4 separate regions of the Homo sapiens genome follow, and regions 1, 2 and 3 are each linked to region 4. The links are chromatin contacts, found by Hi-C or POLR2A ChIA-PET in ENCODE. All regions are on one chromosome and are shown on one strand. The core of a region is the stretch at or near the end of the contact, and the rest is flanking DNA. Distances in the headings are between cores, read along the strand shown. Region 1 has its middle 17 kb from the start of EXOC2. Region 2 overlaps EXOC2 (exocyst complex component 2). Region 3 overlaps EXOC2 (exocyst complex component 2). Region 4 has its middle 21 kb from the start of LINC03066.

Region 1 (7,636 bases), core at 3,544-6,043, 490 kb after region 4:
ATAAGTTTCTCTATGCCTTCCTCCCTTCTTCTAGCCCACCTTTATATTATTTTTTAACAGAACAAATTTTCCTGGGAAAACTAGAAGTCTTTTTATTCTGAAACAGTAACAAGTAACTTCCATGACTTTGTCGTTTTAGCTTTCACTCTTGGTGAAGCTCAAGGCAGTGGCAGATGAAGGCAGGCCTCCTGCAGCTGCCAGTCACTTTTCCCTGCTCAAAGGGCCTCCCACTTCATCATGGGCAAGCCTCACCTGGCAGGTAGCCTAAGGGAGGGCTGTGGGTCACTGCCCACCACTGTCCTCTAGCACATCCACACATGTACACATGCATACCCCACCCCCTGCATACACACACCTGCATTCACATGCATGGATACACACATGCACGTATGCAAGCACACGTGCACATGCACACACCACCCCCCACGTACACACACCTGCACTCACAGGTACACACAGATGCAGACATGCACACCCACCCACATACATGCATACATCCACACAGCCCTGCATACACGTACACATCCATGCATACACCTACACATCCATGCATACACGTCCACATGCAAACACTCCTACATCCTCACGTCCACACTCACATGCACATACGCACAGATGCATGCACATACCCACACACATGCACACATCCACGTCCACATCCACACCCACACACACTGTTAAGAAAAGATTGAAAACTTAAACTGAATTTGGAGGTAGCAGCTACTAATAAGAGTTGCAGTGAGCTAACTGGGGACAGGTCCCACTGGAAATCACAATGGTGGGTGTCAGGAACTGGGGGGAAGAGGCTGCAGGGCTCCGGGCCTTTAGGATGTTTAGATTCCATTGTATCTTAGCCTCGTTTTAACCTACCTTGTATCATTCTGTCTCATCAATCATAATTTAAATATTTGTTTTCTCTACATCTCTTTGATCTTTTCTGTAAATTGTGGTCTTTGACAGAATTTTATGTGAAAAGAATGCTGACAGTGGCATTCGAATTTTTTAAAAAATTCTCTCTGATTAACACATTTCTCTTTTGTGGCTGAACCACTCATCATAGGAGGATTGTTCACTGGTCCTTTGCTTTCAACAGCTCTTAAGATCATTTGTGGATTGTGTAACTGGAGAATTGTGTTTGGGAGGGTTTCGGCTTCCTGGCCACAAGGCATCTTCTCTCCCATCTTGCAGTAAGTTGACCGTCTTTGCGCTGGACGATCTGCAGGCCTGGTGGTCTGAGAGGTACCTTGCTCTCTTAGTTATAGTGCCTCTTTCTGCGTGTGTCACGAGAAAGTGTTCAGAAGAACCAATGTATTTTCCCAAGAAAAAGAAATCAGGAACCTGGTGTATTTTGCCTGATGCTTTAGGTAAACTAATCCAAATCAGGTGAGTTGTCTGTTGTTTACAGTTGAATGTCAAACAGAGAAAGCTGATACATAGATCCAATAACTCTGTTATCCCACATTGTACATAGACTCCAACTTTCTGTCTAAGTCGTTAAGTTTCGAGGGAAAGCAAAGATGAGAAGGTAGTTCATACTTAGGCTTTCCTGTTTTGTTTTGGGTTTTTTTGCGTACCATTCAGCAACCTTGTCCCTCCTTGGTGTGCTCTGCAGGTGGTGGCCCACCCTCTGTCATATAAATCCTCCCGCCTCGACTTTGCATTTTGTGAGGCATAGTTGTGAAATTTTAGAAATTAATTGCTTTTGGGCAATGCCTAGATTCAGCTGTGAATGAGTCTGTGCACAGATTGTAAAACATACTCTGGCCTCGTTCGTCTCTGTTGAAAGGAAATGGCAGCCTCTTGCCATACCAGGAAAGGGTAAGTCACAAAAAGTGATTTTGCTCTTGTTTATTCTGTGACGTACATTTCTTTGAAAAACATTTTAGTTTTTCAACCCCAGAAGGGAAACCATCAGCCATGCTAAAATTTATTGTTAAGCCTAGCAAAGTGGAAATGATCGTGGAAAATATTAGAGAGGTATAATTTTTATTTTTTGAGACTTTGTACAAATAGTAAAACATGCCTTTCCCCATATCAGTTCAGACTTACCCACAAAAGCCCAGGCAGCCAAATGGACTATAACAACCCAGGTGTCATTTATTTTCTTAAGATATCATTTAATGTAACAAGACAGAAAGAGCCAGAGGTTCACTACCAGGAAGAAAATGATATGGCCATGAATAGTGTGATTTGCATTTAACTTTTAATTTTAGAACGGCTAAATGAAAAGAAAAAATGCTAAATATATTTTAATCTACCAAGTGAATGAATGCTTTCTAGCTTGTTTTCTAAACTGCTCAGAAGAGTGGAATTGCTGTAAGAACCCTCCTCTGTACTGGATTAAATATTCTGCAGGGCCATCCAAGGTTAAGTCTCTTCTTTATTTAAACTGCAGCACATTTCCTTTTCTTCATACTCGGTTCTATTACTGTGTGTATATTTTTAATAAACAAACTTATTTTCCTTTATCTTTTTCTTATTTAGTTTAATATACTTTTTAAACAAGTGAGCCTCAGAGAATTATTATGAATCTCAATTGCATATGTAAAAATACTTTCATAGTCTATGAAGATCTATAAAAACATAAAGTATTGCCATTATTATATGTGCAGCATTTCTTATGATTCTGCATTTCAAATGCAGAATCAGTATCATGTGAAAAACCCTAATTATCTTATTTAGCTCACATGGGCATATTCAAAATAAGTGGCTCAGCTTAGCAATATTTGCATAGTCCAAACAGATTTTTTTCCCCTCTTTGACACCTTTAATTTTAGGGCAAAATATGTATGAAAAAATTCTATTTATGAATTACAGTAAGGCATTAATAAGTTATTTCAGCCAAGAAGTCAGATACCTTTACATGTTTTGTTAAATGTAAAGATAAAATTTGATTGACAGTTTAGTGCTATCACCAATTTATAAAAAGTAATGAAAAATAGCAAATTTATACCATTAATTTTTTGATTAATATGTACAGATGAAGTTTCTTTTCTTTCTTAAATCAGTTGCCCACATGAGAGATCAAATGTTTTTCTAGCTTTTACTTTCAGCTCACAGACATGGCCACCTTTTGCTCCACAGAAAGTTCTTATCATTTTCCGTTTCAAGGTAAATTGATGTGCAATTACCATGCTCATCAGTTACACCAATAGCAGAAATGCATATAAACCAAGAGAAAGTAGCTCTCAAGATTAAGAAAATGACCTAAGTTCAGTCTCATTTTAAAGACAGAAAAATGGAAATGTATTTGCCTTTCAATGGACACACTTTCAGGGTATTGAATAAAAGTAACCGTCTTTGATAACTAAGTCTACCAAACGTGTACATATTTTCAACCATTCTAAATCTTTTTAAAAATATGTATCATGCAAAATGCATCAGATTTTAACAATTTATTCTCTCTACATTAGTTTAGAAATTAAAGATGCATACATCCAACATGAAATCAAAAGTCAGTTTTAAGGTGTAAATTATCTAAGCCAGGTATATAAATTTAATTTTTGCCAAAATTGTGTTTTTACATGAATCCATTGAAATAGAGCCTTCTGTGAATGGTAGGCAATACAAAATTTATAGCGGTGGTAGATTATTAGAGCGACGTGGTATAGCATCTTGAGAAAATAAAATATTTCACCGTCAACCTTCATATTCCTAACAATGCTAGTGTAACACGCACATTTTGAAATTTGTGTGAAGCCCCAGTGCTACAGTGATGAAGCAAGCTCTTTTTTAATTTTAGTTTTTTTATATTAATCTGACCAAAATTTAGATTCAGTCCATTTTATGATGATTTTAGACACTCGGCATCAATTGTTCCATGGTACCAAATAACTTTTTATATTACCTCTGATTTGTCTTTTGCTTTTCACAGCAACTGAGCACATCACTGTGTTTTCCCCTTTTCCCTGAAGAAGTAAACTTGTCTTTTTAGTCTCATGACAAAAGCAGGCAACTCTGGTGGCTTATATTTAGTTACAATTTATAAAGGCAGGACTGCGAGTCAAACCCGGGACGTTTTTTTCTGTTGTGTGTTTGCGTGCTGACGGGGACTGGCTTTTCTTCTTCTTCTTGTAGTTTGAAATGGAAACGCTGCACTGCTGAGAAAATACCACGGAAATAGAACCCACTGCATTCCAGGAAAATAAATAAGCAAGGCCACCCAAATTTTCAATGAGTGCTCCTGCAGAATGCAGGAAATGGCAGGAGATCCGTCCGAGGCACCCCAGGCCGGGTCGTGGGTAGAGAGCAGGGACGAGGGCTGGGAGGGGACGCAGGCACAGGGTGAGGGTGGCCCGTCTCCAGGGAGAACTGCGCGCTCACAGGCGGGGCCGGCTTCCCGCATCAGCCCGGCCGGGCTGCAGGTTCTGAGCGAGGGGGCGGCCGTGCCTCACTCTGGGCGGGACGCGGCCTGGTGCAGGGACGCTCACTTCCAGTGGCATTTCCCGTCTTACACGATGAGCTTCATCCACGTTCTCCATAACCCCCTCCCCGCCACGGGAAGCGTCAGCCACCTGGAACAGCCCTATTCTGCTCGGTTGTAAAAAGCGTCAGGCGCTTTTGATTTGAAAAGCGTTAGGCCTGGGAATCGCTGTTGCTCCCTCGGTGGGCACGCCCTGCTGACACGCCCTAGCCCACCGGGGAAGCCACTGGCCACGAGGGAGCGAGGCGCACGGGTGTCTTCCCTCCCCAGAGTGAGTGTCAGGGAGGAAGCCAGGTCTTCCAGGGCGCTGACAAGGCAGGGCCGGGCTCCTTCCCTCCGTTGTGTTTCTCTGAAATGTTCGAATCACTGGTGTGACGGGAGCACTTAAAGCCGAAAAAGGAAAGACGAAAGCAAAGGATTCTTCAGGGCACATGTGTACAGACTCCTGCTTCCCCTCACTTGCTTTCTGTTTCACTTCTCAGATCATCACTACAGCGTTTGCAGCTTTCCAGCTCATCATGCTGAACTGAAGACAAGACGAGGGGAAAATCAAGGGTGGGTTTTTCCGCAGCACCGTGGTGTCCCGGCTTGGGATACGTTTTATCTGTTGTGAGCCTAAACCTTTTTTACTTCTCAAGCCAGGCCAAATTTTTGGATCCCCTTCAGGTTGCATTGGTAAACAAGAAGGAAATGTACACATTCTATTTATTCTTACAACCAAGAAATGAACTAATTGAGTAGCTAGTGTGGACCACAGTTGCAAAGGAAGGAACTCACAAGCGAGCTCTTCAAGCTGTGATTATGTGGGCAGGAACAATGGCCTGGGTAAAGAGAAGATGAATAGCCATCACTCCAGCCAAACAGCAAATATGAAACTCAAATTGTGCTTTGTTATTTTTCAAATAGCAATGCTGTGTATTTGTGGGAATCATAGGAGAGATTTTTTAAAAATTCTTATCTGCAAAGGTAGAATGAATGGGAACAAAAGCACTGACTGTGTATTTCTTCTTAGTCAGCTTCTTCCAGTTGAGCCCATTTTCTTGGCAAATCAACTCTTTTGTTAGGTTGAAAAGGGTATCATTTCCTTTTCACAGTAAAATCAGGAATTTCATTTTGTGCAATACTACAGCATTTCCTGTCATTGAATTCTAATGGTTTGGGAGTGTGTTCTTTACCTAGCTTTCCAATACAAAGCAAGGAACAGAAAAAAAAAGTCTCTTTCCATTTGCAATAGTTTCTTTTTTTTTTCTTTTTTTAAATTATTATTATACTTTAAGTTTTAGGGTACATGTGCACAATGTGCAGGTTAGTTACATATGTATACATGTGCCATGCTGGTGCGCTGCACCCATTAACTCGTCATCTAGCATTAGGTATATCTCCTAAGGCTATCCCTCCCCCCTCCCCCCACCCCACAACAGTCCCCAGAGTGTGATGTTCCCCTTCCTGTGTCCATGTGTTCTCATTGTTCAATTCCCATCTATGAGTGAGAACATGCGGTGTTTGGTTTTTTGTCCTTGCGATAGTTTACTGAGAATGATGATTTCCAATTTCATCCATGTCCCTACAAAGGACATGAACTCATCATTTTTTATGGCTGCATAGTATTCCATGGTGTATATGTGCCACATTTTCTTAATCCAGTCTATCGTTGTTGGACATTTGGGTTGGTTCCAAGTCTTTGCTATTGTGAATAGTGCCGCAATAAACATACGTGTGCATGTGTCTTTATAGCAGCATGATTTATAGTCCTTTGGGTATGTACCCAGTAATGGGATGGCTGGGTCGAATGGTATTTCTAGTTCTAGATCCCTGAGGAATCCCCACACTGTTTCAAAATATACATGGCTTGAGATTTTGTAAGTTTAGGAATTTCCAGCCACAGGAAAATCAAGAACTGTGAACTGCCGTAGCATCTGCTCTCACTCCCAGGGAGGGCAGCTCTGGGAGGAATGGCCCACGGAGCATGCGCAGCTGTGGCCTTCCAGCCTGCCCCTCTGGCCCTCAGGTGCCGCGGTCTGCTTCTCTTCTTGTCTTCTGTCTTTTCACCACCATACCGGCAGCTCTTGGCGTTTGTTAGCACCTTCCATCCATCCAAGTGGCTTCCAGAGAATTATCTAATGAATTCATACCAGTGTAAGTTATTCATAGGGTTTAACTGATTTATTCAGCAAATGTGCAAATGTTTCCAAGCACCCTACTTGTTGAGGTCTCTGAGAAATATAGAAATGATGCTGGCACTTGATAAAATACCAAAATAAATCACCACCCTGCAAGGCTTTGGGCTCAGTGTCAGAGATGGAAGGGACCTTGATACCACGCAGACCAAACCTCTGATTTCATAGATGAGAAAGTTAAGGCCTAGAACTAGCCAGTGACATGAGCAGATTTCCACTAAAACTCCGTAGAAATCTGCTGGTCTCTCTGCTGCTCTTTCTGGATTGCATCAATATCCAAATCTTTCTCACATGTTGTGGTAGATGAAATTGCTGTTAAAATATTCACTGCCCCTCTGACAGGCTTCTCCCACTGAGGGAATGACACACCCTCATCCCACTAACATCAGCCTTGGCCCTGACTTGCTTTGAGAGTGGAATGAGAGCAGAGGTGACCTATGCCGTAGCGCGACAGAAGCTATCTGCCTTTGTTTTTTTTTTTTTTCTTCCAGGGCATCCACATTAATCTGGATAAAGGCTGCTTCTTCAGCCACAGCTAAGGTGCATGTAATAGGAATGAGAGCCACCTGTGTTTCAGAAAGCGTCTGGGATTTTAGAGCTGCTTGTAACTGCAGCCTAACACAGCCTCAGCCGACTGATACATCCAGTGTCGTCAAAACAGAGCAGGTATTGTTCCATTCTGTACAGTTTAACCTTAATCGGGACCCTCATGTGCACTGGGATCCTGATTTGGGTTCATGGACGGAAGACGCCCATGTACTGTGTGCTCCAGTGCTCCGTGGACGGTCTGGTCTTTTCCCAGGCTGGGCATGGACAGAGAAGGGCACACCTGGAAAGCCAGGGACTCTGCTGTCCTGCAGTGGCCAGGTTTACCCACGCCTTGAGAGGCTTTCATTTGAAATTCAGGGCCCCAACTTAGCTGTCCAGGTGGGAGAGACTCTCCAGAAAAAAAGGATGAAGATGTGCTTTCTGTCTTTGTATTTTTGGTAACTTCAGATAGCCTCAACGTGAGCCACGTGTTCCTAAAGAAAAAATC
Region 2 (6,748 bases), core at 768-3,267, 260 kb after region 4:
AGTGCACCACATGTGCCTGTCTATGGGCCCGGCAGCCACGTGCAGGGCGGGTGGTGAAGGAATGAAGACTGCCTCAGCTCGGGGGAGCCTGGGCATTTATGAAATTTACCTGGCCTAGATTTTCTCTTAGGTCCGTTTCCTGTTCTATGAGTAGTAAAGTTTAAATTCAGGTTGAGATCATCAGTGTGGTCTAATGAAATATATATGTATATATAAAACTTTATTATGCCATATGTGCACATCTACTTTCATAACATTTTGTATTTTATAGAACACAAAATAAATACTACTGAATTACTCAAAAATTAAAAAAAAAATCACCGACTCCTGCATTTTACTATGCTGTCTTCTTTTTTCCATTACTTCTTATGTATGCTACTAATACAGTTTACTGAATAAGTCATAGATAGCTTTCTTAAGACCTTTTCTATACCAGTCACTTGAAACGAGAGCCAACTTCTAAATTCTCCTAAACCCAGAAGAAAGGTCTTACCTTATTCTGTCACTCAGAAGACATGCAAGTTACAGGTGACGAGATGTACCTACTAACGCTATTAAGTAGGTATATCTGCTTATTCTGATTCTTATTTGGATTCTGCTCTTCCTAGAATCCAAATCATTATTTTTAAAAGGTATTTTAGGAAACAAAACCTTGTTGAGCACATTCAACTGGCTCCTAAGAACAGCACACAGGACTTACTTTTTATCTGCTCCACTGGAAAGCTGGGGCAGGGCTTCCAAAGCCTGCTTAAAACTTGACCTGAAACACAAACAGCCACACTGAAGTTGAAGCCTTGCACAGGAGAACTGCTGACAAATTCTTAAGCATCCCTTAATTATTGAGAAGCCAATAAAAGCCAGTGAAGCAAGGAAATATGAGAAAAAGTAAAAGTGAAAAACAATAGAAAAAGTAAAAGTAAAAGCGAAGGTGTAGCTACCAGGTGGAGGCTTTGTAGCAACGGGGTCAGAAAAACTCAAATAGGAAATGAAACGCTACTTGAAAAGCTAAAGGAAAAACATCTTCGAAAGGATGCTAGTGATAGAGGAGAGCTTAATGTGAACATGTTTAATTTAAAAGGAGTCTTTTCAAAACAAGCAGCTGGGGATAATCCAGTTACTCTAAGAAATGGGGATGACCTTCTGAAAGATGACACAGTGGGGTGTTTACAGTATTTGGCCTGCACAGGGCCTGATCTACAGCCAATGTCTTGTAATAATTACAGTCTACTTAAAACTTGTAGAAAAATGGAGAGCTATATAGATGCTTTAAAAATTCAATGTAAGTTCTTTACATGAAGGTAAAAGGAAAGAATTTTAAAAAGAAAACTGTGGGATGTTTAGCTTTTACAAGGAGAAAGTATTAGAAAAATTACCAAACCAAATGAAAAGCATCATAGGGGAGACTGTGGTAATTAACTTGTACCATTCACAAAGGAACAGTTCTTTTATCTCTCTTATGATTGGTTAAGGTGAAGAAATACTGCAATTCTTGACTTTAGGGGGTCGTTGCTTTTATATTGTAAAAACATCCTCAATCTACCAGGAAATACGTTTTTGAGCAATATTCCTCAAATCAGGGGCAAGTGTCACAGCAACAGAGAGAAAGACTGAAAAGTTCCAACAGAGTCATAAAACCCGGTGCTGGGCATCTCCAGCTGCTCCCGGGAGGGCGCGGTGGGGTGTGGGACGGGTGGCTTGGCGCACTCGGGTCCCTTCCCACATTCAGCGGCCTCTTTCCTGGTGTGGAAGCCACTGCCGCTACCTCCACCATCAGCTTGTTTCTTATGAACCTCTTTTTGATTAATTGAAAGAAATGTGATGTAATTGTTTTGACAGTATGACAATAATGATAAACATACTACATATTATTGGCAGGGTACTGAAAATTAAAAAGTGATTTGGCACATTTTCTCATTTAACACCCTCAAAAGCTTGCCTAGAATATTTTAAACTTCCTCTATAGATGAGTACCTTATACTCTAAAACTAAGTCAGCAGGAAGAGGGTAGGCATTTGCATGAAGTGTGCACACATCCAACATGGGCTGGGTGCTTTCCATCCTGTTAGTATGTTGTACAGACAAACGATGGCTGGGAAAAGGTGTGGCTCAACAGTGAACATGGCCCACTAAAAATGGCTGCTGGTGAGCTGTGACCGACGGGAATGAAAGGCTAACTTCATTGGTTAGGAAAAAATGGAAAACGTATTTTCAGTTGCAAAGCTGACAGAATGACAGCAAGCCATGTTATCAGATGCTGGAAATGAGTGAGTAAGCATATTACAGTGTCCTCAAACATTTCATTTGCATACGACTTGGCTTCTCAGGCACATCAACACTATAACCCAGTATTTCCTAGGTAATGTTGCCCACGTAGTAAACAATTTTGCACAGACAAACAGTAGTTCTGCTTCACTTCACCTACTGATATTTCAATGGTAGGAAATCCTGACTTTCATTCAAAACAGCTAAAAATTATCAAATTTCCACTACAAAATTTTGCAGAGAAACCACAAGGCTTCCTCTTATACTGATATTTACAGCACTTGAGCTGTCCTTCAGAGTCTGCTATGAACAGACTAAGACTCAGTTCTTATCCTCTTTTGCTTTAAGAAGTATGTCATACTCTGCTGTATTATAAGACTAAGATTTGTCAGTAGTAAATGAAAAAATTATATTAAACCCCTTTCATTTACATTGTGTTACAAAGTGGCCTTGACATAAACTTTATCACATCACAAATTCATGAGCATGTGCTCTGATCAGTCATCTTTACAGAGGACAGAATTGACTAGTAAGACAACCTTTATTTTTAATAGAGCACTCAACTAAAGAACACTGCCACTTACTTGCTTTCGGGTGTCAGGTAAACAGCCACAGTGTCCCTCAAAGCACAGATTTCAAGTCTCGCCTGAAAATGAGAAAAAGACAAAGTGACAACAGGAAAATTTATATTATCAAATATAAACAAGTACTAAGGTTAAGGGTCTCCAGCCTGCTCATCGTAGGATGGGGTTGGCGTAATACCACCATGGTGACCGCCAGTCATGAGTAGAGTTTCTAAAACAGTCCGAAGAAATTTGCTACCACAAAATGTTCGTTGACTGAAAATTAACTTGTAGTCAAGGATGACTGTGTGAGGGCAGGGAACTAGATATCTCACTATGAAAAGTACAAACTGTGTCATGATTTTCCAGCCATCTGTATTTACTCTCTAACCACTAATTTTTCTTTTAGTCTTGCAAGAGGAAAGACACTTTGAAACACTGCCCTGAAAGGGCCCGTGTCCCACAGAGGTAAGGATGTGGCTTGGCATGCTTCCTGACACCTATGCCCTTGCAGGCACACTGCCTTAATCTCAAAACCTAAACTCTGCTCTATGGATTCAATGCAATCTCTATTAAAATCACAGCTGCTTTTTTTTTCCTTAATGGAAACTGGCAAGCTGATTGTAAAATTCATAAGGAAATGCAAGGCACTCAGAACAGCCAAAACAATCTTAGAGTAACACATTTAGAGGCCTCAGACTTTCTGACTTCAGCCATACTCCAAAGCTAAAATATATTTAAATATTGTATACCCTCATATTTATGATCAACTGCTATTCAACAAGGGTGCCAAGACCACTCAGTGGGGGAAGAACAGTCTGTTCAACAAATGGTGCTAGGGCAACTGGATATCCACATGCAGAAGAATGAAGTTGAATCCTTTCCTTAACACAAAAATTAACACGGATCACAGATCTAAATGTAAGAAACTTATGAAACTATCAGAAGAAACCCAGTGTAAATCTTTGTGACCTTAGGCTAGGAAACCCTTCTTAGAAATCATGCCGAAAGTATAAACAACAAAACAGATAAAGTGGACTTCACCAAAATTAAAAATCCAGTGCTACAAAGACACCATCCAGAATGTGAAAGGACGACCCACAGAATGAGGTATCACTTCACACCCACTAGGATGGCTATAATCAATAAGAGACAATAACAAATAATGGTGAGGATGTAGAGACATTGGAACCCTCAAAAATTGCTGGTAGGAATGTCTGCCACTTTGGAGAACCGTCTGGCAGTTCCTCAGAAGATTAAGTATAGAGTAACCACATGACCTAGCAATTCCGCTCCTTGGTATGCACGCACGAGACATGAAAACACATGTCCACACAAGAACTTGTATAGGAGTGTTCACAGAAGCATTCTGCATATTAATCAAAGGTGGGAAAACCACAAATGCCCATCAGCTGATGAATGGATAAATAAAATGTGGCATATTTAAAGTGGAATATTATATGTAAAAAGAAGCGAGGCACTGGCATATGTCACAACATGGATGAACCCTGAAACATTACGCTACATGAAAGAAGCCAGTCACAAAGGGTCATATTTTCATGTTTCCATTTATACGAAATTTTCAGAGTAGACAAATCATAGAGATAGAAAGCCAATTGGTAGTTGTCTGTAGGGGGAAAGGGTGGTTTGGGAGGCAAATGATTAGACTTAATGGGTCAGGGGTTTCTTTTGGGATGAAATGTTCTAAAATTGATGATGGTGATGACTGGACAGCTCTTTGAATATACCAAAAATCATTGAATTGCATATTCTTTTTCTATTGTAGACAGATCGTATGCTATGTGAAATATTTCATAAAAGTTTTAAGAAAAAAGTTAAGCTTTCACTTCTACGCAAGCATGAATAAGTGTGATCTGACATACAAGTCAGTTTCCTGGGAGCTCCAGCAGACCCACTGACAATGATAACTTGATGTTCTGAAGTAGGTGCCCACAGTGAGTGGGACACACAGGAGAACATTTAAAAGAAATATCCCTTATTCTCAAGGAGTGGACAAAACATAAAACAATGACAAAAGACACAGCCAGCTCTTCACAGTTTATTAGAAATTCTGTAAGCCATCTAGATCAAAGCAGATATATATGACACAGGATATTCAGTGACCTTTTTCTGTTTGGAAGGCAATTGTTTGGTTTCATTTTTTCAGTCCCTTAGAAGCCTGAAAAACAGTATATAACTAGAAAGTTACAAATGCTAGAAAGTATGACAATTTCTGTCTCTATTTTGTTTATATTCTAGTATAGGTAAAAACAGACCTACCAGGAAAAAAGGTAGAACTTTCAGCTGACCATTTTAGGAGAAAGATTAAATTACTACAAAACCAATCTTCTGGTAGAAATTTTATTCAATCAAGGTGATAGAGTGTTTTAATTAACCTGTAAGTTATGCCAATTATAAAAACTGTGGTTAGCTATATAATACCTACAAAACTGTAATCCAGAAAACATCATGCTAAAAGATCTGCCAAAATCACCAAACTGTCACTCCCCTTTTCACCAAGCTCTCAGGACAGTTCTGGAGTTTGGCACCTAATTGCCTATCAAAGGTTAACCTGCTATCCCTCTTAGAGCTATGGCCTCAAGGAAGGAAGCTCTCAAAGTCATTCTCAGTGGGAGAGTGAAGCGGGAGTTTAGACTCACGACCTTTTTCAAAATACACATGTCTGTCCAGGCCCGAGGAGGTCTCAAAAACTGGAGGCTGGAACAGTTTGATGGCCAGTAGTTTCTGGACATGTGTACGTGAAAAAATTTTCCAGCTAATTCTGAGATCACTTTCCAACCTCTCCCTGCTGGTTTTGAGAGTGGTTTAGCCATCAGATAAATGGATTACGGAGGTAATGTGTAGAGAGGGCGGATGCCTGTTAAAATTCTAAGACTGCTAAGGCCCACAGTAGCGACTGCGACTGCCTGTTAATTCATCTGTAGTATTACACAGTTTATACTACTCATCTCCTGTGATGGAACTATTATAATAACCATGACCTTTCAACTTAAACGATAATATCAAAGATCTGATACATCAATTTTCAGAGAAAACTGGTGGCAAATGGAAACACAGCAGAAGCTTTTGCAACAGATTCTCCCCTAACCAAATTAACAAGTGCTCTCTGCTCTTTTTCTTTCCCAAATATGTATTTTGAAAAAATTTCAAATGTATGGAGGCTCTGAAAGAACTTTACAGTGAATGCCTGTTTACTCACAGGCTCTCCCAGTAACACAGCCTCACATGACCACATGGCTTCCATCCGTCACTCAGTCCTGTAGTTCTGATCCACTTCAGTGTGCATATCATTAACTACAGTGGACTATTTGCACCCGTTTTTTTTTTTTTATAGTTAGAATGTACATACTACACAACAGACAAATCTCGAAGTGTGGCATTTGATGAGTTTTGACTGATGTATACACCTGTGATGGAAACCCAGATCACAATACAGAACCAGCACCCTGTGACGATCCCTAAGGCCCCACCCTAGGAACCCCCACCACCCACAGGAAGCCACTGTTCTGAGTTTCTCATCACAGTTAGTTTTATTTGTTCTAGAACTTCATGTAAATGAAAACTATACAGTATACGTATATGTCTGTGTAAGGATTCCTTCATTTCGCATAATGCTCCTGGGATTCACTGTGCTGTATCAGTAATTTATTCTCTTTAATGTGGAATAGTATTTGACTGTATGAATATATTAGTTTATTTACTGTATTGATGGACACCTGGGTTTTCAGTTTTTGATTATGAATAAAATTGACTACGAACATTCTTATTTTTTTGAGAAAGGGTGTCACTCTGTCGCCCAGTCTGGATGCAGTAGCACGATCACAGTTCACTGCAGCCTTGACTTCCTGGGCTCAAGCAAGCCTCCCACCTTAGCCTCCCAAACAGCTGGGACCACAGGCACA
Region 3 (6,555 bases), core at 796-3,295, 360 kb after region 4:
TTCACTAATGGCGAATCCTCCTTCCATCCGAGGAAACGTTCTGTCCGCGTCTGTGCCGCATTTCATTTACCATTTGCCTGTGCACTGAGTATCAGCTCAAGGGCAATGCTATCGATGCACTCAGAAAGATACTGAAGAAATTAAACTTTCTGAATTTGAAACTGGAGTATTTCATATTTAAAAAATATTCATATTTTAGGTAATGGTCATGGTATTTTGGCTACAGTTTTTAAAAAGAATCCTTATTTCTAAGAATTACATACTGAATTAATTATGGATAAAATGATGTGATCTGTTTTAGAATAATCCAGGGTGAGGGAGGGGAGAGAAGCAGGTAAGACTGGCTATGAGCTGATAAAATGAGATTGGCTATGAGTTGGTAACTGCTGAAGTCAGCGTGAGTACATGGGGTATTGTTACATTATCCTTTCTGCTTTTAAATATAAGTGGGATTTTCCAAAATTTAATAGTGAAAATCGCTTCTGACCTAAGTTCAAAAAACCACCCCAATTTTCCAGTTAAAAGCCTCTCATGTGCTAGAATTACCTACATTTAGATTAGCAGTGTTTACTGACAATGACAGAGGGAACAGTTAAGCATGTTCTGAATGTCAAAAGAAAAAATAAAATGTGAATTTAAGACATTTATATTGTATTGTCATTAAAACTGTAAAGTTCAAAGAGTTGTAAGGAATTGTTTCCACTTTTTTATTTTTTGAGATGGAGTGAGTCTCACTCTGTTGCCCAGGCTGGAGTGCAGTGGTACGATCTCGGCTTACCATAACCTCTGCCTCCTGGGTTCAAGTGATTCTCCTGCCTCAGCCTCCTGAGTAGCTGGGCCTATACCTGGCTATACCACCATACCTGGCTAATTTTTGTATTTTTAGTAGAGACAGGGTTTCACTATGTTGGCCAGGCTGGTGTTGAACTCCTGACCTTGTGATCCGCCCGCCTCGGCCTCCCAAAGTGTTGGGATTACAGGCGTGGGCCACCGCACCGGCCCTTCACTTTCTAATGAAAAGATGAAGTAATGAAAGTAACCTGAGGCACTGCTCCCATTCCACGCACATTCTTTCGATTATTTCCCAAGTGATGAACAAGGTGCGCAACAAGCTTGCTCAGAGTAAGTGAGTTACAAGAAAGCTTCTGTCACCTTTTTTTTTTCCAAAACACTGATTTTAAGCAATTTAGAATGAATATATATAGCAATAAATTAAGATGTCAGGGAAGGAAAGATGACGGTGTGTTTCCCTCTATCTTTGAGAAAGATTCAGACCTTTGGTGATGGAATACTGGTTATCAGATATTTGAGGTAAAGATATGACGAGATAGATGAAATTTTCTGGAATTTTTCCAGTTTCAAAAAGTCCATATGTTGTCTTCATAAATTACACACATATTCCAGAAATTCAAATATTTTCATACCAAATTAGGTATTCAGTTTGTTTCCTGAAAGTATAAGTAGGAAAATCCTTGGTCAGACCACATATCCTATCTGTATCCAGTGAATATGGTGACTGCATTCATCACCACCTTTGCTGGAGAGCAGTGACATTTGTCGAGCACCCGCACGGTGTCTGGAACGCTTCTCAATGCCGATCTAGAGAACTGACCGTCGAGCACCCGCACGGTGTCTGGAACGCGTCTCAATGCCGATCCAGAGAACTGACTGTCGAGCACCTGCACGGTGTCTGGAACGCTTCTCAATGCTGATCTAGAGAACTGACTGTCCAGCACCCGCACGGTGTCTGGAACGCGTCTCAATGCCGATCCGGAGAACTGACTGTCGTTGTTTAGGTTCAACTGAGATTTCACCTCCTCTAGAAAACTTCCCTGGACTTCCCCTCAACCGGACTGCACCCTTCCTATCATACATTTTCATACAATTTTGTACTCCCCACTACCTCACACTTTTCACTATTCCAACTGAATACATGCCTATGTGATTTTTTAGATGGTGTGTTTCTCCCTAGACCACAAGCTCCAAGAGGCCAGCTCGCACTGCACTTCCGGCTCCTGGCACAGCAGCCAGCACCCTGGTGACCAGCCCTGGCTGCACATGAATCGCCCGGGAGCTTGAAATTGCCTGGACTCCAGCCACAGAGATTAGAATGTGCTTGGCACGGAGGGAAGGGGTAAGGCCAAGAATTGATAACTGGTTGTTAAAAAGCCCCAGTGGACGCGTGGTAGCTCACGCCTGTAATCCCAGCACTTTGGGAGGCCGAGGCGGGTGGATCACGAGGTCAGGAGATCGAGACCATCCTGGCTAACACCGTGATGGGGTGAAACCCCGTCTCTACTAAAAATACAAAAAAATTAGCTAGGCGTGGTAGCGGGCGCCTGTAGTCCCAGCTACTTGGGAGGCTGAGGCAGGAGAATGGTGTGAACCTGGGAGGCGGAGCTTGCAGTGAGCTGAGATCGAGCCACTGCACTCCAGCCTGGGCGACAAAGCGAGACTCTGTCTGGAAAAAAAAAAAAAAAATCCCCAGTGGACTCTGATGGGCCCTTAAGGTTGAGAGCTCTGCCGAACAGAGTAGACTCAAAAATTATTGGTTGAATCAACAGAGAAATAAATATGTAAGGCTTTCTAAATATTCCCAAAGACTGCAGACTGTGTGTAACATTTGCTGTCATTTTCACTTGCTAAAAATATAAAATAATTAATGACATTAATGGGGATGTTGACATGGCTTCAGCAGAGATACCTGGGTTTTCTTAAATACCAAGCATAGAAAAAAATGGCATCAGAGCTGGAAAGTACTCAAATCCAAGCCAACTAATTCATGACAAAACTATGCTAGAAAGAAACAACGGCGACCTCTCCATTGTACTTCCTTCTCTACCAAGACTGCTCTCCTGTTACAGCTCCTGATCCTCCCAGGGACCTGATGAGGGCCATTACTCCTTTTCATGTCATCCAGTTAGGGGCTCAGGTCTCAGGCCCTGCATTTGCCAGAGTCACCACCAACAGCGTAAGAGCAATCCTAAGGACATTTCTCTTTCATCTTCTGCTTCATCTTGGAGATTTTGCTGACCACTCCCTTCTGTTTTCCTCCCGCCATGACCACCCCTTCTTCGTTTCCTTTGAAGGCTTCTCTTCTTCTACCAGCCCCTAAAACATCACTTGTCAGGACTCTTTCCTGAGTTTGCTTCTTTTTTCGTCTTCTTGGGTAAATGCACGAGTTCCAAGGGACCACCTGTATGCCCACCAAGCTCAAATTTCTCAGTCTCTAGATCCAACTACTTCCATCTCTACTTACATGTCAGACAACCCCAAGTCAAGCTGTCCAAACAAAGAGGCGGAATCACTTTTCTCCCCTATGTTCCCTAACTCAGTGGCACCATCACCCTAACTAGCTGCCAGTCAGCCATCTGGAAATCACTGCTCATCCCTTCCTCCTCTTCATTTGTCCATCATCCAGCCCTATCAGTTCTATTCCTGAACGGCCCTGGAGTCCATGCTCTTCTTCACATTCCCACCACCTCCACATCAGGTGGGGTGCCTGTCTCCTCACCAGCTTCACTGCTCTGGGCTTGCTCCCTCTCATCCACCCACTATGGGCGGCCAGAGTCGTCATCTTTTCAAAAGTAAGTCTGAGCTTGTCTTCCCCCAATCCATTGACCCCAGCTTAAAATCCGTCAGCGACTCCCCATCGCACTCTGGGTGAAGTCCAAACCTGTCACAGCAGCCAAGAAAGTTCGTCTCTTCACTCCACCTCCACGATCTAAGCTCCAACCACACAGGATTCAGAGGCCTTCTTGTGCTTGTAACCTGTGCACATTCTCCCTTCCTGGAAGTCTTAAATGCTTTCCTTCTCTATTTCAACTGTCAAGTACAGATACCCTTCTGATCTCAAAAGAGATGTCACTCCCTTCAGCTCTCAGAATGTCACTCCCCTGACCTCAAAACCCTGGATCAGAGGCTACTCCTAAGCACTCCAATGTCACTCAGAACTTCCCCAGTCATATGAAACAGCACACAATATTCTAACAGCTGGCTGGTTATCTGTCTACCCTACTATTTTGTGAGCTTGCATGAGCTAGGCCCTTGTCTGTTGTCCTGACTACTGTGACTTTGGCACCCAACAGTGTCTGCAGCATAGCAGGCATTCAATATACTCAATATTCTCCAAATGATAGTATACAAACAAAAGCCAATACACCTGCACACAAATAGACCTTTGACTTCTCTCCCCCAGCTTCCCTCAGGGCCTCCACACAGGTGGTCCCTTTCTCAAGCTGAGATGGCTAGTAAGCTACCTTTTATCCTTCCAGTTCTAATACGGAGGCTTCTCTGAGACATTCCCACACCAGCCATCTAAAGCATTCTCCTCAGTTACTCCCTTTTGGAACATCTTGATTTTCTTTTTTTCTTTCATCACATGTCCCAGCATTTTATTTGGTTAGTTACATGTTTAGTGGCTTTTCCTTCCTCTAGCGGTAACTCTGGGAGGCAGCAGCTATGTCTTACTAGCGATGGGTGCAGTGCCTGGCACAGAGCAGGACTCAACATACACCTGACGAGACGATGTGCAGACTGATAGTTACCAAAGACCAATGTCACCTCCTCGGCATCACGCTGCCTGCCCCGAAACGTCAACGCTGTCCACCAATCGCAAAAACAGACATGATAAAAGAGTTGTCCCTTTTCATTAGTACAATGCTAACCAGTGGCCAAAAAAACCACAAAACAAGCAAAAGACAATAATAAGAGATACCAAGTAAATTAGGTAGTCAGTGCCTTCATCATTAAACATTCCCAGAATGCATCAAAATGACATGAAGGAATCACACAACACATTGGAAGAGAAATCCTTGCCTTTCAGATCTTTCACGTAGCCCTCTTTGCAACTGTGCATGAGCTGAAGGATCCACTTGTGTTGGGCTCCAATGCATTGCCAAGCAGGGTCACCAGACGCATGAAGGTCAGACAGGTACCTGAAAAAGCAAGTCCAAGGTTGAGGCCAAAGGGAAATGCTGGCATATTTTAAAATCATTACTTTTTAAAGGCTAAAATTTTATCAATTAGTCTTGTGCCCTGTCAAATATTAGTCTTTAATATTTAATTCTCAATGAAATATATTCAAATTTCTTGGCTAGGTGAGATGGCTCCTGCCTGTAATCCCAGCACTTTGGGAGGCTGAGGTGGATGGATCACCTGAGGTCAGCAGTTCAAGACCAGCCTGGCCAACGTGCTGAAACCCCGTCGCTACTAAAAAAAAATACAAAAATTAGCCAAGTGTGTTGGTGCAAGCCTGTAATCTCAGCTACTCGGGCGGCTGAGGCAGGAGAATCGCTTGAACCCGAGAGGCAGAGGTTGCAATGAGCTGAGATCTCACCACTGTACTGCAGCCTGGGCGACAGAGTGAGACGCCATCTCCAAACAAACAAACAAGCAAACAAAAAATAAAAAAATAAACAGCAGAGCTTTAAAATTTTTTCATATAAATGATAAAACTATTAAAAACAGCTCTTTGTAAAAAGATAAGGACAATTTGCAGTGATCCTATCTACCTGATGAGCATTTTTCTTTATATTTATATTTAGTTCACAGGAGTTTTTCTACTTAGTTCAGAGTCATTATATTAGACACAGGTGGGAGCCAGCAGATACTGGGCAAATACTTTTAAAATTTCAGATGTTTTTTAATTCCTTTCTGATATGAAATATGGCCACGAGATGGCAGTATGGCACCGCTTTCTAAAACTAGCTAAATGAGGGCTAACCGAACTGTGAAGAGATTTGGTGACAACACTCACCTCTAAAGTCCACACTCACGACTGAGAAAATATTTCTCTAGGAAATATAGTATAGTTCGGTGTTTTTCTTAGTTTCTAAATATTCTTAAAATATATCAAGTCTTTGTCTATAAAACACCCAAATCCATAGAGACCATTTACTTCCATAGAAAAATTTCTGTCAAATATTATTTAAGATTTGGCCCTCAGCCCTCACAAAATATATAAATATAGCAAGCTAAATCCAATTAAATCAACTCCAAAAGCATGTCCAAATGAATTTATTGTCTTAAAACTGTTGTTAAGCCATATGCCATTCTTTGTCTCTGGGTTAGAGGTTTTTGTTCAGTGGTAAATCATCATCAATGGCTCCAGGCTGACCTTGGGCCAGACCTCAATCCCTCAGGGGTGCACCCATGCTTCCAGCCCATTCTTCCAGTAGTGAGTGTGTGTTACTCAGGTATCTCAATCAGCAGCCAATCAGAGGAGAAACAAATCCACTTTGTAATATGTTAGCAACAAATAAAATGCTGAGAACACTGACATTCCCAGCTGATGGGGAGGGACTGGGTGCTGTGGGGAGCCGGATATCCAGGCATCTGCAGACGGGCCACACTCAGGCTGCCCAGAGGTGGCTGAGAGCTGCCATCTCCTCCCCCTTGTGACCACCTACAGGTTGCAAACAGGATGTGTCTCTGTGCTGAGAAAGTGGCAGGTCAATTAGAAGGAAGAGCTTTACTCAGATTAAGAAGTCACCAGCACTCCTCCTCATAAATGAGAATAGTATCCTGAGAAGAAAACTACAATCTAACAAGTTA
Region 4 (6,548 bases), core at 1,447-3,946:
CTGAAATCACATGTTTGGCTTTCCACATCCGCATGTGGGTCTGGGAGTAGAAATTCTGAGACGGCTTCACATAAGGAGGCTTCTTCCCTCCCACCCTCTCACGGACAAATCAATCAAATATCTGCAGCTTGACAACTTTAGCTCTAAAAGGGGGCACTTTTTTATCTTGTACCTTTTCTTATAAATTTTGGGATATAATTTATTTTTGGTAAAAAAAAAACTTCAGAAAGTGGTTTAGTTGAAAGCACCTTAGGCTTTCTTATTAAGAATTAAGCTGCCCATGCTATTCATACTTGTAGTTTAATTCCTCACTTATTGTTGTAATTGCAATTGGATTTTGCAACAACAGCAACAAAAGCCTCCCTGGCAAGTTCCTGGTGATTCTGGGGAAGAGGGCTTGAGCCTGAGCTGCTCTAACCTCTCCTTCAGTCCTCAGCTCCCTGCGGTCTCTCTATAGAGATATGAGACACCCCATTCCCAGTACAAGCCACTTTTCCAGCTTCACACACACGCCCTCTTGGATATGCTCCCTGTGACGGGCAACCGTTCTACTGGAAGTAATTCTGAAAAAAGCCTCTGAACCCATGAGGCCCACGTGGGGCTTACCTGGCATTCAACTGTGTTCTCCTACATGTCACCATGTCCTGTCTCCACGACTCATGTTTGATCCTCGCGGGGGCATCAGAGCTTCCTCAGCACCTAGCAAGGCCATCTGTATATGCAGTGGTGATCCCCATTTCAATGTAAATTACGACCACTCTCCACCACTGCTACCCAGGATGTTTCCCAGACTCCTTAGGTGTGTGAGGTGCAGAATCAACCAACTGGAAAGAAACACTCTTAGCCACTTTAATACTCCTCCTCCCTCTTTCTAAATTTCCTAAACCAGTTGAAAATGGGCACCTTTTCTGAGAAGCACAAGCTGTCTCTTGCCCCTTTTACAAATGTCAGTCATGTGTTGCTTAAGGACAAGGATACCTTCTGAGAAATGGGTCCTCAGGCAATTTGCTGTTGTGTGAGCATCGCAGAGTGAACTTCCACACACCCGCGTGCTATGAGCTGCTTTACACCTGGCGATATGAGACAGCCTGTCGTGCCAGGCTGAGACCTGCATGTCACTGCGCTGAGTGCTGTCGGCAATTATGACACAGTGGCGTGTGTGTATCTAAACAGAGAAAAGGTGCCGTGAAAGAACAATACGAAAGATGAACAACAGTACCTGTGCAAGGCACTTACCATGAGTGGAGCTTGCAGGACTGGCAGCTGCTCTTGTGAGTCAGTGGGTGAGTCGGGAGTGAATGTGAAGACCTAGGACATCACTATGACTACTGCAGACTTTATAAACACTGCACACGTAGGCCACACTCTCTCTCTCTACATATAAAGTATATATATGTGTGTGTGTATATATATATAATTGTGCTAAGACGTTGAGGTGGCTACAATGTCATCACATGATAGGAATTTTTCAGCTCCCTTATACTCTTACAGGACAACCATAGTATACGCTGTCTGTGGTTGGAAATGTTGTTGTGTGGCACATGACCGTATGGAAGAACAGAGAAGACCATTCAGAGCTTCATCGGAGGCAGTGGTGACCGCAGGACCCCTGCATCTGCTTCAGCCCAACCAGACATCCCTGACCCTGCCCAGCAGACCCTGACCTCCGCCACAGATAACCTGGGAGCCTGTGGGCACGGTCAGCAGGGGGCGTGGAGTCTGAGGCACATGACTCTCATGCGCCAGCCCAGTGGTGCCCGCACCTCATTCTTAGAATTTCCTGGAAGTGGCTTTGCTCTGAATGCCTGCGCTGGCATCACAGAAACAAAAGTTTCTTCCCTGGAAGGGATGGGAGCAGCAGGGGCTGGTGGAGGAGCTGCCACTGTTTTGGTCACAGAACCACGCGTTCTCCAGGTGAAAGGTAAAGCTTCAACTCTGCACAGTAATCCAGGGAAGCATCTTCTTCAACGGGACGCGAGCCGCTTTCTCCTGTCGCTGTGGGTTTCATTTGTGGCGACGTCTCTGCAACATCCATTTTTCCCTGAGTTTCTTTCTGGCCGTAGCATGCACCTTCGGGGGCTACGAAGTTCTGATGCTCAGGTACTACAGGAGATCCATTGAACTGAATCTCTGGAAGTGGGGCCCAGGCCTCTCCTTTTCAGAAGCTCAGTGTGTGCTTCTGATGTACAGCCAGAGTTTAGAGCCATCAGGCTCACCCAGTCACGGTGATACCAACTCTCCAACCAGTGACTGTTCTTGGAACATGCAGATCACTCTATTCTAGACGTGAGGCATGAGGAGAAGCCTGCAGGAAGCTTCTGGAAAGGAGTTCATCACTCCTAAGGGGAAGATAGTACCTCTCTGTCTTGTCCAGATGTGACACCTGGCAGAGCTGCCTGGAAGACACCAGTGCCCCAGGCGCCAGGTGTGTAGAGTCACAACCCTGCGTGCCGTGTCTGGAGTCTGCCCTGGCTCTGGGCTTCCTGTGGTAGGTGATGACACAATGCCTCACTCCCTAACCCTGCTTGAGGCTTGGGTGTGAGTTATTTGTAGAGAAAAACATTCTTACTCATTCCTGGGCCTGTTCCTTCTGTACCTATAGGGAAAGAGCGGAGGAACCAGGTTCCCGGTCCAGGCCCCACTTCCTGTTACGCCCTTTAGCTGATTTCCTCTGTTCCTCGCCAGATTCTAGAAGGTTTGCGAACTCTGCTCATGCAAAGTCTGGCTGCGGGGGCAGTGGAGTTGCTGGAAATCAGACTCGAATGCCACACTGCTTCAGGAAACCGAGGTGCTTTCCTCCGTGTACAGCCAGTGTGCTCCTTAGGTCTCTGCATCAGCCTGTGAGGGGGATGAGATCACCGTCCTGTTTCAGAAGAGGAAGGCGAGGCCCGGAGAGGGCGCAGGGTGCCCTGTGGCTGTGGCCACCCGGGAAGGGGCTGTGACGCCCTCGTGGTGCAGGGATGAGGGACGCTGCCTGCCTTTGCTGTCGAGCAGAGGTCTCACCCCTGCTTTGTGAGTTTCTGAGTTTCTGAGTGACCTCAGCAAAGCAGCTCAGCCTTTGAGCTCAGCTTTCTCATAGGAAAACGGGGTTGAAAAATCTTCCCCACATTTATTATGCAAAAGCAACCGACGGAGGAGCGCCTGCTGATGCTCAGCAAAATGCCGTCTGTGTGCTGCTCATCATTCCACGCCTTCACCCTGAACGCCCAGCTTCTTATCAGAGTCTAGGGGCAGCAGAGAGTGATTGAATACGCACGTGTGTCCACACTGCAGCCACGGCAAGGCCGAGAGAGGGGCTCCCCACCATGCTGGCGGCCTGGGGCCTGGACAGAGCCAACTGGGGAAAGTGCCTCGCAACAGACCAACCTGGTGAGGGAGGCGGGGGGAGCACATGGCGCAACCCACCCTCCTACCATCCACATTGCAAAGCCCCAGCGATTCCTGGGCGTCACTTTTCCACCCCCACCCACCCTGTGTCTCTGTGGCTTCGGGCGCGAGCTTGTGGGGCAGAGCCAACAGACAGAGCTGGGGACACCTGGGGCCGCTTCACAGCGAGATGCCAGACTCAGGCCTTTACCAAGCTGCGCGTCACTGGTAGAAAAGGACATTAGGAACACTAGGTAAAAAGCAAAACAAAAATAAATCTCACTTGGCATCTTTCCCATTATAGTTCAGTCGATGGTAGCTATGATTCTATTTGCCTGTGTTACTATTTACTCTGAAAGAGTGGATTTAGGCCAGAACATTTGCAGTCTGGCTGTGTAAGGCACCACAACAGTATCAATGAGCCGCCGCACTCAGGATGATTTAGCTCTCCCCATTTTCTCAGATCTCATCACCCCCAATCCTCAGCTCCCTTGTGACCAAAGGTTAGCATTCTTCACAGAGTAGTTAGTCTGTGGACTGGGGGTGAAGCGAAGCCCCTCCATTTCCTGGGTCTGGAGACCCAGGGCCTCCGAAGCTCTGGCCTGGGCCATGCAGACTTTTCATGGAAGGTGAGGGCAGGGACTTCTGACACTGAGGCCCTGAGTTGGGGCCAAAAGTTTTAGGTGAAGGGCACCATCCCCAGCAAGAATGCTCTCACTTCAGATGCCAGCTGCAAACTCCAGGGTCCCCAGGCCACCTGCACTTCTGACCAAGTCAGGGGTTCCCCTGACCCCTTCAGAGTCAATAATTCACCAGAATGACTCTCAGAACTCCGGAAAGTGCTACATGTATGATGACAGTGTTATTACAAAGGACACAGCTCAGGACCAGCCAAAGGAAGAGACAGCAGGACACAGTCCAGGAGGGCCTGGAAGGCAGAGCTTCCATGTGCTCAAGACCGGTCACCCTCCCACTACATCCATGCGTTCACCACCTGGAAGCTCCACCAAGCTTTGGGGCCAGAGCTTCCACTTGGGTTTCATGACATACTCGTGATTGATTGAATCACTGGCCTGATGGTTGAACTTCATCTCCAGCCACCTCCCTTCCCTAGAGGTCAGGCTCAGAGCCCTGATCCTCTGGTGACACGTGGGTCTTTCCTGTAAGACCGTCACCCGTCCTGAAACCACGCAGGCCCCCACCGTGAGTGACCTGTTAGCATAAATTATCAGGGCCCACCATGAATAGCAGAGACACTCCCATCACTTGGGAAATTGTAAGGCTTTAGAGAGCCTCTCCCAGAAGATGGAGACAAAGGCCAGCATGAGTCCTCATCACACAGGAGGAGTGTGGGTGTCGTGAGTGTGAGCGGTCTTGCTCACACAGGCACATGCCTCTGTTCTCTAGAGACAAAAACCACAGCTCCTTAGCATTTCATGCGAAGCCTGCCATCCACTGGCCTCATCCCTCGTTGCCTAACGTGGGGCTTTTTCTGCAAGGCCGGTGCTCGCTGTCCTCCTCAGGGAAATTCTCACCAGCTCCCTGGAGCATGGCTGTCATTCGATCTTTGGTGTAAACAGCATTCGACAGGCTTCTGTAATCATAATTATCATGACATAATTGTAACTTTTCTTCTCAATACAGTCCTTTTCTCCATTCGATTAAAGTGATATTTTGCTTACAAGTAACAAAAACCTGGCTTAAAGCACAAGGACATTTCTAGTTTACTTAAGTCCAGAGATAGCTGGTCCCAAGGTATTTCGGCCACTCAGGCCACTGAGAACCAGGTTATTTCTGTTCTGTCATCCCTAGAGAGTTGGGCTGTCTACCGAGCAGTCACTGTTTAACATGGACATAGGCGGCAGCTGCCTGGGAAAGCACCATGTGTTTTCACAACGGGGTTCCAGGTTCGCAAGAGAAGGACTTTCTGCTCTTGCACCTCTCTCCCTTATGGGGGGGAAATATTTCTGGGCAGCCCCAGCAGACATCCTACTGGATGACAGGGTCTCTCCTGGCATTCTCCCCTGGCAAGGGGAGTGTGTGGGTGCCTCTGTTTGGGCCATTCCTCAGAGCGACTGTATTGTTCCCTGAACATAATCAGGCTGCCCCGCAGGATGGTGGTGGGAATGGCTGGTGAGCCTTTGACACTGCGAGGTTGTAGAATGTGTTCTAAAACAACAGAGAGGCATCAGAGCACGAGGAGGGAGGGAGGGAAGGAAGAAACAGGCAATGGTGGGAATGAGGAGCAAAGGAAACAAGAAAGAAAGATTTAAATCAGGCAGGAACACCAGGTCCTAGCGTGTAGGTACTTTTTAAGATGGAATGTACTTTACAACTAAACCCTATGTCAGATTCATGTTCATTTATCATGACTTCATTATATGCTGTAGTAGCTTAGTAGTTTTCAAAACTTTTTGTTTTTTTGAGACAGGGTCTTGCTCTGGAGTGCAGTGGCACAATCTTGGCTCACTGCAACCTCCGCCTCCTGGGTTCAAGCAATTCTCCTGTCTCAGCCTCCTGAGTAGCTGGGACTACAGGCGCCCACCACCACGCCTGGCTAATTTTTGCATTTTGAGTAGAGATGGGGTTTCACTACATTGGTCAGGCTGGTCTCCAACTCCTGACCTCAGGTGATCCACTCTCCTCGGCCTCCCAAAGTGCTGGGATTACAAGCGTGAGCCACCGCGACTGGCAGTTTTCAATCTTTTTGAAGCAAGCAAATTTTATATTAAAAAAAAAAAAACATTGGTTTTTTGGTGTGTGTGTGTGTGTGTTTTTTTTTTATCATTTGATAGGTCAATATAAAACAAAGGCAATCCATTTTCCACCCAGAAGTGACTTATACCACATGCTTTGTCTAAGCCTTCATTTGCTCTTGGGAAAAATGTTCCTCATCTTTCTAGAATGAAGAGAAGTACTTTCTTTGGAGATTGACAGGGGCCAGAACAAAGTTAAATAATGTACTCCTGGAAATGCAATTTTGTCAAAGGAGTAACTTCTCTCAGTCCTCAACGCGTGCAGTCATTACACAAGTGCTCGGCAGAGTCAGGGAGTCTCAGCATCGTTCTAGAAAGCCCAGATTGACCGCCTTCCTTCCACTATGCCTGGGCTGGCGGGAGGGCAGGACTAAGTGGCGGGATTGCACCCCTCCCCGCAATGTCTAAAAGTGGAGCCGGGCTCAG

The links. Hi-C counts contacts between places; a loop is a spot of excess contacts on that map. ChIA-PET counts read pairs that join two places held with the same protein, here RNA polymerase II (POLR2A). Pooled maps may share reads with other maps.
Region 1: a pooled map shows a loop between it and region 4 (4-fold over the local background). The contact joins two enhancer-like sites. A Hi-C loop is called at or near these places in 3 of 37 single-sample maps with no recorded cell type and 8 of 50 pooled maps. POLR2A ChIA-PET finds 5 or more read pairs at or near these places in 1 of 52 experiments (GM12878).
Region 2: a map of GM12878 shows a loop between it and region 4 (2.1-fold over the local background). The contact joins two enhancer-like sites. A Hi-C loop is called at or near these places in 3 of 168 maps with a recorded cell type or tissue (B cell, GM12878 and naive thymus-derived CD4-positive, alpha-beta T cell), 20 of 37 single-sample maps with no recorded cell type and 14 of 50 pooled maps. POLR2A ChIA-PET finds 5 or more read pairs at or near these places in 1 of 52 experiments (activated B cell).
Region 3: a map of GM12878 shows a loop between it and region 4 (4-fold over the local background). The contact joins two enhancer-like sites. A Hi-C loop is called at or near these places in 2 of 168 maps with a recorded cell type or tissue (B cell and GM12878), 12 of 37 single-sample maps with no recorded cell type and 7 of 50 pooled maps. POLR2A ChIA-PET finds 5 or more read pairs at or near these places in 1 of 52 experiments (activated CD4-positive, alpha-beta memory T cell).

The regions. Positions count from the first base shown.
Region 1 is chr6:706,623-714,258 of GRCh38, forward strand. No RefSeq gene overlaps it. Among named protein-coding and RNA genes, the nearest start is that of EXOC2, 17 kb to the left of the region's middle. RefSeq lists a silencer at 2,633-2,833. Within about 2 kb of position 4,794, at least 35 of the 41 ENCODE cell types and tissues checked have a DNase peak (open chromatin) inside an H3K27ac peak, as active enhancers do; they include GM12878, where a contact is called at or near this core.
Region 2 is chr6:488,279-495,026 of GRCh38, forward strand. It overlaps EXOC2 (exocyst complex component 2), which reads right to left. Exons shown (of 28, transcript NM_018303.6): 26 at 2,847-2,908; 27 at 701-760. Among named protein-coding and RNA genes, the nearest start is that of IRF4, 100 kb to the left of the region's middle. Within about 2 kb of position 2,018, at least 4 of the 41 ENCODE cell types and tissues checked have a DNase peak (open chromatin) inside an H3K27ac peak, as active enhancers do; they include GM12878, where a contact is called at or near this core.
Region 3 is chr6:587,651-594,205 of GRCh38, forward strand. It overlaps EXOC2 (exocyst complex component 2), which reads right to left. Exons shown (of 28, transcript NM_018303.6): 11 at 4,819-4,937. Among named protein-coding and RNA genes, the nearest start is that of HUS1B, 66 kb to the right of the region's middle. Within about 2 kb of position 2,046, at least 2 of the 41 ENCODE cell types and tissues checked have a DNase peak (open chromatin) inside an H3K27ac peak, as active enhancers do.
Region 4 is chr6:222,740-229,287 of GRCh38, forward strand. No RefSeq gene overlaps it. Among named protein-coding and RNA genes, the nearest start is that of LINC03066, 21 kb to the left of the region's middle. RefSeq lists enhancers at 2,696-2,855, 2,916-2,965, 4,261-4,320, 4,881-5,010, 5,021-5,140 and 1 more. Within about 2 kb of position 2,697, at least 9 of the 41 ENCODE cell types and tissues checked have a DNase peak (open chromatin) inside an H3K27ac peak, as active enhancers do; they include GM12878, where a contact is called at or near this core.